Regions from separate parts of the Homo sapiens genome. Here region 1 is linked to region 2. Evidence: chromatin loops called from intact Hi-C (ENCODE). Cell type or tissue: gastrocnemius medialis. All regions are shown on one strand. Links, peaks and the distances in the headings refer to the core of each region. The heading gives the core; the rest is flanking DNA.

Region 1 (5,359 bases), core at 162-5,161, 120 kb before region 2:
CAGAACAGCTGCTTCTGAGGGTTGGGGCAGGGTGAGGAGCCCCACACATGCTGTGTCTTGGGTAGGGAAGGGGCAGAGTGACGAAGCTCTTCCAACCTGGGTAATGTCACTTCTTGCTCAGAGCATGTTTTTATTCAGACTTCGAGACCAAACATGACATCTTTGTTCCTCAGACGAGGGCATGGGTTTAGAAAGAACTGAACTCTTTGGCTGTGGTTTAGGGTTTAGCTAAGAGGGCATCGCTGGGGGTTCCATGCTGACCGACCACACATGGGCGTCGAGCCGTCCTCCTCTTGTCCTTCTCTTCACCACAAGGTGGCACTCAAAATTGTTGACTAATTATGAGTAGACTAGTTGGTAAATGACACTCTTGAAGTGAAGCCACAGGGGACCTGGGAACCTGCACTCGTGCTGACCCCCGTGTCTGCCTGGTAGTTCTGACCTGGGATGGCAAGATGTCGGCGGTCAGTCAGGATGCTATTGAAGACAGCAGACAGGCCCGGACTGAGACCGTGGTTGATGACTGGGACGAAGAGTTTGACCGAGGGAAGGTATGATGTGTGATGCTGACCACAGGCTTGAGGGAGCAGGGCGGCGTGGCTCAGCTCAGAGCCGGGGCAGTTGGAGGTGGCGGCAGTGGCATGAAGCGGCCGAGCATGAGAAGAGCCAGGCTGCCCAGGCCTGTCCGGGCGTGTGGCCATGGACAGGGCATGCATCCTCGCAGCTTCCGCCCCTTTGTCAATAGGGGGACTGCAGGTCGCCGTGCACAGGGGTCATTGTGAAGAGTGGGTCTCCAGAGAGCTCATGAGAGCCCGGCCTGTGTGCAGGACCTGCATGCAGCATGGAGCCCCGTGGGCCAGGAAAGAGCCGTTTTTGGGAACTGTGATGCCTGTGATTCTTGGTCTAGGAAAAGAAAATTAAAAAATTTAAGAGAGAGAAGAGGAGAAACTTCAACGCCTTCCAGAAACTTCAGACTCGACGGAACTTCTGGTCTGTGACTCACCCAGCAAAGGCTGCCAGCCTCAGCTATCGCCGCTGACTGTGCCCCTGTGGAAGGAGGTCGGTTCCGAGGGGGTGGGTGTAAGGGTGAGGTGGGGGTGTGTGTGCCGTGTATGTGTGTAGGGGTGTGGTGGGGTGTGGCGTGTGTGTATGATGTATGTGGGCTGTGTATCTGGCACATGTGTGTTGGGTGGTGTGTGTGGTGTGGGCGCGTCTGTGGTGTGTGTCCTAGTCACTTGGAGAAGGGTGTGTGTGGGATGCGTGTGTATAAGGGGGTGTGTGTGGGATGCGTGTGTATAAGGGGGTGTGTGTAGTGTGTGTTGGGTGTGGGGTGTGTACACCTGGCATCTGTGGCATGTGTTCTGGTCACTTGGAGAAGGGCATGTGTGGGGTGTGTGTGGGATGTGGGTTGTGTGTATATCTGGCATGTGTCCCAGTCACTTGCAGAAGGGTGACTTCTTGCCAGCCGCATCGAGATGCCATGCATTGGGTTCCTAGGTTGGACTCATACCCGAGGGTGGCAGTGGGAAGATTCGGGTCTCGTTTCTCTCTGTCAGGACTACCGTGGTTTGTTCTGCAGCCTCCTGGAGACAAGGCGTCCCTTCCCGGGAGCTGTCGGTCTGGATCTGAGGGAGCTCTCTGTGTGGGCTCTGCTGCGCTGGGAGCCTGTCACGGTAGGAGCTCTCCCGGTACCAGTGTCCACAGACCGCCCAACACAGAGGCTTTGAGGCTTCTCTAGATCGGAACCTCTTTGGTGACATTCCCGACCAGCCCTGCAAGAGAAACGACAGTGTGTGTGTGAGCAGAGGTGGCCGCACACCTGCTGGACATCTTTGCCAGGCTGTGCCTTCTCATGTTTCATAGACAGTGGTCTGTGCTGGCAGAGGCTGCTGCCCCTGGTTGGGGCTATCAGGAGAGTGGGGGATGGTGGCCACATGTCCCCCAGGTGGTCTCCCGGTGCATAGCTGGTGGCTCTGGGCAAGCCATCCCTTGCTTCTCGGGGCTGACGCCACCGTTGTGTCCGAGCCCGCCCTCCCCTGCTTCCTCAGCGGGACCCCTTCATCTGTTGGCCTTACCTGTCCTCAGAAAGGAAGAGGTGACCCCACCCAGCCACCTCTCCCTTTTATGGAACTCGAGAGGGTGGCCCTACTGTGCACCCCTTCCTTGTGAGTAGCTCTCAACTGTCCTGGAGAGCAGAGGCTATTTGGGGTCGGAGGAGCCCTCGATACCTGCGAATACATCTGCTTTCCAGGCTGCTGTTTATTCTGAGACGACTGTGCTGTAGCTTCCCTTGCAGCTGCAATAACCCGCAGGTCTTCACTGAGGTGGAGGCTTTGGGGTAGAATTCTCCATTTATTTTACTACTTAATACAAAACATTTATTTTTGACCAGTCCTGTGGCTTCCATTAGCAATATGTTTCCTTTCCCAAATATGCAAATAGTGGCTTTGTTTGCTCAATTTTGTGAGTGCTTTGGAATTTAAATGATTGTATAACTCAAGAAGATTACTTTTCTATGTTGCTCAAGCTGTGCCTGCCAACTTGTAACTTAATAAATACAGGAAATCCTCAGAGAAGGTGATATTTTCAGGAAAAAGACAAATGCCCTCATAGTAGTGGGAAGTGTGAAGGTGACCGTGAACATCCTTCCTCATCGGGTCTGTCCCCGTCATTTCCTCCCGGAGTCGTCGCAGGTGGAGATGGACAACGTGGTGTTGGACTTAGACCTCCTTCAGTGTGGCTCTGCTGGGCCAGAGGCATCCTGCTGTCCCGGGTGGCTGCCTCGCTGTCTGCACCCCCTCTCCCTGGGGCAGCTTTGCTTCCTGCCCCTGTGCTCGGGGCCTGGGTGGTTACTGGCGTGTAGATGGAATTGCTTTTTTAATATGGGAAGATACATTTATTTTTTTCCATGTGGGTGGGTGTCTCTTTTTGGATTTTCTTCTGTTTTTACGTTTCTCTTCTTAGAAGGGTGGGAGAGAATCAAGCTCCTGTGGCCACCTGTGTCCCAGCAGCAGTGAGTGGAGCTGCTCAGGGTGCCCTCTCCTGCGGACCAGTCTCTGAATGTTCAAAGATGAGGGCCTGGCTTCCGTGCTCTGGCTTTGTAACTTATCTGGAAGGGAAAGCACATGCCTTCACGGGCAGGGTATGTTCCTTTTCTTCTCGGGGTGTTGACTTGCATTCCTGTGTGAACTGTTCCCTCTGCCATGTTTACCGTGTGATGTTCTGTAGTTGAAAATGTTAGTTGTCTGCTGGCACAGAATTTATCTCGTTCCTTTCTCTCCCTTCTCTCCTCCAAATCAGTCTCTTCCCTTCTCCACTAGATAACTGTAAAACCTTTTCCTGGGGTACATACATTCGTTAACTCTTGGGCAGTGGTGAGCACGAGATGACTTTCTGCAGCGTTTATCACTGTTGGGTGGAGTCACGTCCCTTCCCTCCACCGAAGTCATCAACCAGATAGGGAAGGGAAAGATGAGGCCCAGAAAACGAGTTCAAACTCTAGGTCTTGTACACGTATGTAAGTAAATGTCAATAACCCAAGCCTTTGTCATAGCAGTCACTTGGTTGACTTAGGATCTGGGTCTGTTGAATTTTGTGCTTGGGAATGGAGCTGGAGGGAGTGGGGCCTGTGTACAGCAGCTACCTCTCCCAGGTCCTCTCACTTGCCTGCCCCGCGTCCTGGTTGCATGGCCGCACCTGTGTGTGTGCAGAGGTCTGTGTCCCATCCTCTGCACCTCCTTTCCGGGGGCCTGGGGAGCCCCACGTGTTGCCAAGATCTTGGTGCAATAAAATACTCCGGTTTTGTGAGTTCTGTGTCTTTGTTGGTTTCATTTGATTTTTTTTTTTTAAAGTACATCCCAACCACAGTCTCGCTGATTCCACCTGTCCTGGAAGTTGAGGCTGGGCTAGGAGGGGCAGGTAGGTCCCTGCAGGGAGCTCAGTGACCAGGAGGTTATGAGAGCAGCCCTAGTGAATAGGTGACCAAGAGGCTGAATGAACCCCGGGGCGCAGGCGGGTTGCCGTGCAGCGGCTCCTGTTGAGAATGCTGCTCTGCAGCTGTTACCTGATGTGTGTGGCTCCCCGCATCTCCCTTTAGCAACTTGGAAGTAAGCTTTCTCCACCCCACGGTATCCACCAAACACAGGGCATCATGTCTTCGCTTCTCTTTAGGGGTTTGGCTGGACACCCCAAAATGAGGACAGCCAAGTAAGAACAAGCGAGGTGAGGCAGCTCCTGCATCCAAACCAAAGGGGTGGCAGAGAGCAGGGCACACTGCTGACCCAGAGGCCTTCCTGCCAGCCAGGCTGTGTCTGAAGGCATTTGCGTTGTAGCCTGGGCAGCGGTTGAGGGGGTTCTGAGGCTTGGAGAGGTGGTGATCTGACACCAACGCTGGGTGCAGTGGCGACATGGGCGAGGCTGTGGTTTTTACTTTTTTTTTTTTTTTTTTTTCCCGAACAGAGTCTCCCTCTGTCGCCCAGGCTGGAGTGCAGTGGCACGATTCTCCGCTCACTGCAACCTCTGCCTCCCGGGTTCAAGCAATTCTCCTGCCTCAGCCTCCCAAGAAGCTGGGAGTACAGGCACGCATCACCACGCCTGACTAATTTTTGTATTTTTAGTAGAGATGGGGTTCCACCATGTTGGCCAGGCTGGTCTCTTAACTCCTGACCTTGTGATCCGCTTGCCTCAGCCTCCCAAAGTGCTGGGATTCCAGGCGTGAGCCACTGCGCCTGGCTGATCTCCATCTCTTGACCTCGTGATCTGCCCGTCTTGGCCTCCCAAAGTGCTGGGATTCCAAGTGTGAGCCACCGCGCCTGACAGGCTTTTCCATTCTTAACTGCCGTTTCCCAAACACTAGGGCCACTTCTGGGTGTGTATAAAAGTGAACACACTCACGTCGTCTCGCAGGCGGCGGGCAGAGTCCCACCGGCAGGACTGACGGCTCCAGGGCAGGGTGAGTGCTGTTAGGGAGATGCAGGGAGGCCATGAGGAGCCTGTCATGAGCTCTGCCTGAAGCACCGTGGGGTGAGGTGACATTCTGAAAGGGGGCTGGCAGTGGGAGCTGGCCAGCAGGACTCAGCTGGCTAACTGTAAGTCAGGTGCAAAAGCGCAGGGCAGGTTTTGTTTGACAGTTTGGACAAGAAGGGTTACCAAGGTCTGATGTGCTTTTTAGACTCCTGAGGCTGATAGTGGATTCCAGGCTGCCTGATGGCCTGAAAGGCGGCTGGTGGAGTGCAGAGAACAGCAGGTGAGCATGACCAGCCGCCAGGTTGGCTGAGAAGTGGCCAAGGCTAGAGCTAAGAGATTGGCATTAGTAGCATAGGCTAGAAGTGAGGTCACTTGGATATTTAGGAGATGGACT
Region 2 (5,359 bases), core at 295-5,294:
AGACCAGTGTAGGTTTTGGCCCAAGCTAAATACCTTAAAACTGACTGAAGATGGAGATGATGTGATGATGGAGGGAAAGGAATAGATGATTTATCCTCTCAAAAGTAATCTGAAAATTCATGCAATGAAAACAGACAGGAACCAGCTGGAGAGAGGATGGATTTGGCGCCAGGTCACGCTGCGCTGAGACTCCTCGCTCTGTCTCTCTGAGCGCAGTGCCTGGTAGGTGGGTAACCTACCTCTTCTGTGTGATAGAGGTCATTTCTGCCTCATGGGGCTCTTTTGAGGATTAAATGAGATTGTGTAGTGGGCATGGGGTTTGGCAGCTTCCCTGGCATGACAGCCATCATGGGAAGTGTGGCCCTGAGCGGGGGCCAGCCCACCCTCCATTGAGCAGACGCGGTGCCACGGTGTTTTCAGAGTCCCCTACCAGTAATGGCACCAGCCCTGTGTTCTGGGGAAGAAAACAGCAGTGTTGTGGGGGACCGGTATCCTTTTTTTTAACATACTGAAAAAAAAATTTATTGAATCATTATGAAATGTATTTTTTATATAAGATTTGAAGTAAGGGTTTAAGTTTGTTCTCATGAATGAATAGCTGATGGTCCGGACACCATTTATGGATTCATTGGCATCGCCCCCACTGACTTCATATGCTCTCCTTAGAGTGTACCCAGCTCCCCCACCACGCTTCATGCACCTGTTGCTCCACCGCGCCTCCCAGCGTGAGCGCCGCCCGCCCCTCCCCCTGTGGCATCGTGGTGTCCTTTGACTGTGCTGGCTGGCGAGTTCCCTGTCCTCCCTCACTGGTCTTTCAAAACAGTTTTGGCTGGTTTTGTACATGTGTCTTTCATATGGTTTTTACTTCTATAGTCAGAAAAACTAAGCATTTTTCAAAGTCACATTTAGAATCATTCAATCCTTTCATGAGCGTGAGTGCCAAGTTCTCCTGTGGGCTTGCTGGACTCCTCTGCTCTGTCCCGGAGCGGGCTGGCCTCAGCCTCGGGATCTGCAGACACCCCCTTTGGCACTCTGCAGGCACACTGTCCTCAAACCTTCTTGCACCCAGTGCGAGGTGGGACCATTAGGATTATCCCCATTTCACAGATGAGGGACACTGAGGCACAGCAAAGTTGAGTAAGTTGTCCAAAACCCCACAGAGGTGGAGCTGGTCCTCAAACCTGAGCAGTGTGACTCATGCAGCTGCACTGGTAACCACCGTGCAGCCTCAGCTGTCCTTGGCCCTAGATACTCCTCCCAGTGGAAACATTGGTGACAACAGGAGCAGGAAGATGATCTGGCTGGTGGATGCCTCCTCCCCAGTATTGCCAGAAAGGCTTTCGAGGTCAAGTTCAGGACGTGTTTTCCTCTCACGAAGTGCTTTTCCTGGAGTTCCCAGCACCCTCAGTTCTAGTGCCCCTGCGTGTGGGTGGTCCCAGCATTCGGTTCTGTAGAATCAGGTGTGTTCTCTAATGCTGGGACTTTCTTCACGCTGTACCCAGAGGTACAGCAGTAGAACTGCGTGTCAGCGGTAACAGCGGCTGCCATCGAGTGTGTCGGCTAGGCGCTGAGATGTGCTCTTTGAATATGGGATCTCTTTTTGACTCTCCGGAACCCAGGGAGGTGGAGGTGGGGCATCTCCAGCTTGCATGTGAGGAAGCGGGAGTTGAGAAGCAGCAGGCAGGGCCAGGCAGGGCCGGGCCTGGGGCCTGGTGTCCGACCGCAGCCCAGCCCCCCTCATCGCCTGACACTCTGCCTCTGCACACAGGGCAGTGCCACACGCACCTCTCTGCAGAACCCCCCAGCTTACCCGAAAGGGTTGGCCTACCCAGGAAGCCAAGGGAGATTCACCCCAACACCTCCAAACATGAAAGCAGGTGTCCCGGCCGCCAGATTCCCTCGTGAAAGCACTTCAGGTGGTCAGACCGCTTCCCAGTGAGATCCCATCGGGACATGTTTCTAGTGCTCTTCAGTTCCTAGCATTCCCCGGGGAGCTGCGGAAGCATTTTCTCATGGACACACTGTCTCTTGTGAATAGGTTCCAGGTCAGCCCAGGAGAGCCATAGCAGCTGCTGGTGCCACCGTTCAGCAGGGGTGAGTGCCCTGCCTGCAGTCAGGAGGCTTGTGCCCGAGCTCTGGAACAAATCATCACTTAGGATACAGCTTCCCTGGAAAGAAATTAAGTGTCAGGACTTTTAGACCATAAGTTGCTTGAAAGTCGAGAATGGCAGACATAGGGTTGTGGTGTTGCCAGTCCACTGCAGGTGCTCCAGCCCGCGGCGCGGCCTGCGCTGCTGTCTTTGAGGCTGTAGCACAAGCATGAGCTCGGGCCCCCTCCCTGTGCACCGGAGACCCAGCCAGGTCCAGCCGGTCTGTCCATGGTGCCCCACCAGCAGCATCGTGCTGGGCAGTGCCGCCTGCAGAGTCATGGAGCCTTAGTTACTGAGCAGGTGCACGTGGGGGGCTTGGAAGGCCCCACTGCATTACCATGCCAGCTATCACACACCCCGTGCCAGAGGACTGCATGTGACACGGCTTGATTACGTGGCACTCGCTGCTGCAAAGCAAAGTCAGATGTCATCATGGAAACTCAAGCACCAGTCTTTTTCTCTGAATTGGAATATAGCTGTAAGAATGTGGTATGATTCTGTTCCTAAATGTGAATTGATTATTATGTTGAAACAGGTAAAAACCCCAAAATTTTCTTGTCACGTGTTCCTGTGTCTCTTTCGAAGTGTGTCACCTTAGGTCACTGTGTGGACACAGCAAGGGTGGAGGACGCTAACTTGGCCTTTGCAGTGATGGTGGGGTGGGACAGGTGTTCTGGGGCACGAGGGGCCCCTGAGAATCCCCTGCCTGGGTGTGTTTCTTCTGATTCTGTCCCTCACGTCTCTGTTTTCTCCCTTTTCTGTGCTCCAGAGCAGCCATCAGCAGGGACCCTTTCTACGAAATGCTCGCAGCACGGAAAAAGAAGGTCTCCTCCACGAAGCGACACTGAGCGTGCAGCCAAGGGCGTTGGTCTGCGGGGGCCTTGGAGCTCCTGCTCTTCTCCCGCACCTCCATGGATGCACTGCTGCCGAGCAGAGCGTCCTCTGCCAGGCCCCGCCCTGGATTCCTAGAGACTAGCTTCAGCTTTTGCTATTTTTTTTAAGTGGGAGAAGGGTGGGCAGTTATCACTGGGGAAGAGAGGACCGGCCACCTGTCCAGCATGGGCTCCAGAGCCTTCCTCTCTCACAGGGCAGAGCTCTTGTCGGCAGGGCAGCCTCCTGGCCAGTTTCTCTGCTCAGTGTTCTGGTAGCAGAGCTCAGAGCCAACTGTTTACCTCTTGGTTGTCCCCGTGAAGAAGCCTTCAAACCCTGCACCATAAATACATGTGTCCATATATTATTATATGTTAAGAGAAAAAGGTGGAAAGGAAGAGAAGCCACATACTATAAAGATCTATTTTTTTTTTTTTAAGAGAGAACGTAGGGCTGTTCAGGTGCATTCTGCCCTGGCTGCGCTGGGGAGCTTCTCCCTGGAGAAGAGCACCTGGGGCTGCGGCCAAGGGGCATCAGCCTGGGCCCGCGGCAGGGCCTGGCCTGCCTCTCCTGTGCTGTGGGAGCTCGCTGCCTGGTGCTTGTCTGGGCGAGATGGACAGGTGAGGTCGAGGACGCAGAGGGCAGAGGCCCAGTGGAGCCTCAGACGGCACAGTCAGAGTCGGGGGCCTGCCCTGGCCGGGGTCGCAGTCGGCAGCAGCGTGCAGTCCGGCATCTCCCGCGGATGCTTTTCCATCCCAAGTGCCTGCGGAGCGCCGAGGAGAGGAGAGAGCTGACTGGACGCTTACGTTATTTTCCTCCTTCAGAATCCAAGTTCTTGTTGGGCTTTAAAGTAGAAAGTCAGCATTTTCCTTGAGCTAAATACCTAATAACCAAAACTGTGAGGAAGGTTATCGGGACAGAGGTTCCGGATAACCTGTTTCATTTTGGGTTTTCTTCCTCTTCCCCAGACTCCAGTCCTCGTTCTAGAGGAAGGAGTAGGACTTCCCCGATCCCCGTAGGGCTTCAGCTTTTTCTGCCTCAAAACCAGCCCTAACTGGACTACTCTGGATGCATTTTGTGGTGGGCCCCCTAGAGGGGAAGATGGGCCTTTATCTGCTCCGTGGGGTGCACTGGAGTGAGGGGGGTGGCCGGGCTGCCTCTCGCATCTCTGTCTTCCCCTGCAGGCGCTGTGTGAGCTGGCCCTGCCCCTCCTCATTACAGTATGAAGGGAGCCGTGACACGCAGCATTTTCCTGCCGTTCTCTCAGGGACTCTCAGGGCAGCTCCTGCCACTCCGCCAGGGCCAGCATGCCAGTCCAGGCAGAGCAGGTGGCTGGCTGTCTGGCCGTCTCGCCCCGCCCCTCCACAGGACCCTGGACCAGGGCGGTGCAGGGCGCAGCCCTGAGGAGGCAGGTGGAGGAGCTGCGGGTTTTCACAGGGCCGCGTCGCCACGGCTCCTCTGATCCTTTAGGGTTGGCGAGCATCTCTGGAAATAGCTTTTGCAGAGGAGTGGTGGGAGGAATAGAGGGGGACAGTCTGTCACCTCCCTCCCCGCCACTTTGTGTAGATCCTACCTGGAGGGAATGGCTTTAGGCACTTTTGTGCCAGAGCTTGTGAGGGTGACAGAAGAGGGTCCAGGCTGGAAACCTGAACTTTCTGGGTGGGAGAACCAGGTGGTGCCTGCCGAGGTCTGGGCGTGTTTGGGCCGGTGCTGGAGCCTGTCCAGCTGGCCCGGGCCCTGGCCTGGTTCTCAAGTGTTTCCTAGACAGAGAGGCACCTGGGTCAGTATTAGTCTATTTATCAGAGGTGTAAATAATCTATGTATAGTTTTTCTCCTTTTAGATTATTTTGTATTTGTTTAAAAGAAGTTTTGTCAAAATACAAAAATATAAAGAAATGACTGAAAGTTGTTGACAGGGTTTTTAAGAAATAATTATTCTAATTGTTTTTGTTTGTTTGTTTTTGCCTTGTAAACTAGCGCCAAGGAACTGCAGCAAATAAACTCCAACTCTGCCCAAGCCATCTTTGTTGTTCGCGGTGTCTCTGGGCTCAGGCGGGGCCCTCGAGGTGGGAAAGGGGTGCTGACCGGACACTTGTGCAGGAGGGTGTTACTCCAGCTGCACCTTGAGTTCAGTTGTAACACCTTGAAAGTGGGAGGAGGGTTCTGTCTTCTGTTAAGAAGAGCAGAGTCAGAAAAGATAAGTAACTTAGTCTTTGCACCGCCCCCACTTTTTTAGAAGAAACGTGAAACATCAGTTTTAAATTAAGATCAAGAAATATGCCTTCAGTCAATATAATACATTTTTAGTATGATTTCAGTTTCCAGAGATGACTTCATAA

Evidence for each region. Peaks named below come from ENCODE experiments on the same cell type or tissue, not always from the same donor. Only the 100,000 strongest peaks of a DNase experiment are listed, where the experiment ranks them.
Region 1: it touches region 2 in a loop (7-fold over the local background); 1 of 110 quality-filtered maps calls a loop at or near these places.

What each region holds. Positions count from the first base shown.
Region 1 is chr17:78,794,100-78,799,458 of GRCh38, reverse strand. It overlaps USP36 (ubiquitin specific peptidase 36), which reads left to right. Exons shown (of 21, transcript NM_001385174.1): 19 at 436-551; 20 at 908-1,059; 21 at 1,580-3,807. The coding sequence ends at 1,039. Among named protein-coding and RNA genes, the nearest start is that of CYTH1, 15 kb to the right of the region's middle. In gastrocnemius medialis, for the core only: a CTCF peak has its summit at 317 (motif pointing right); DNase peaks (open chromatin) are centred at 3,104 and 4,752; H3K27ac peaks cover 4,482 bases.
Region 2 is chr17:78,673,730-78,679,088 of GRCh38, reverse strand. It overlaps CYTH1 (cytohesin 1), which reads left to right. Exons shown (of 14, transcript NM_004762.6): 14 at 2,920-5,041. The coding sequence ends at 2,998. Among named protein-coding and RNA genes, the nearest start is that of SCAT1, 44 kb to the right of the region's middle. RefSeq lists enhancers at 1,887-2,386, 2,387-2,888, 3,152-4,030. In gastrocnemius medialis, for the core only: no CTCF peak of the experiment used is centred there; DNase peaks (open chromatin) are centred at 738, 1,228, 2,056 and 2,478; H3K27ac peaks cover 4,613 bases.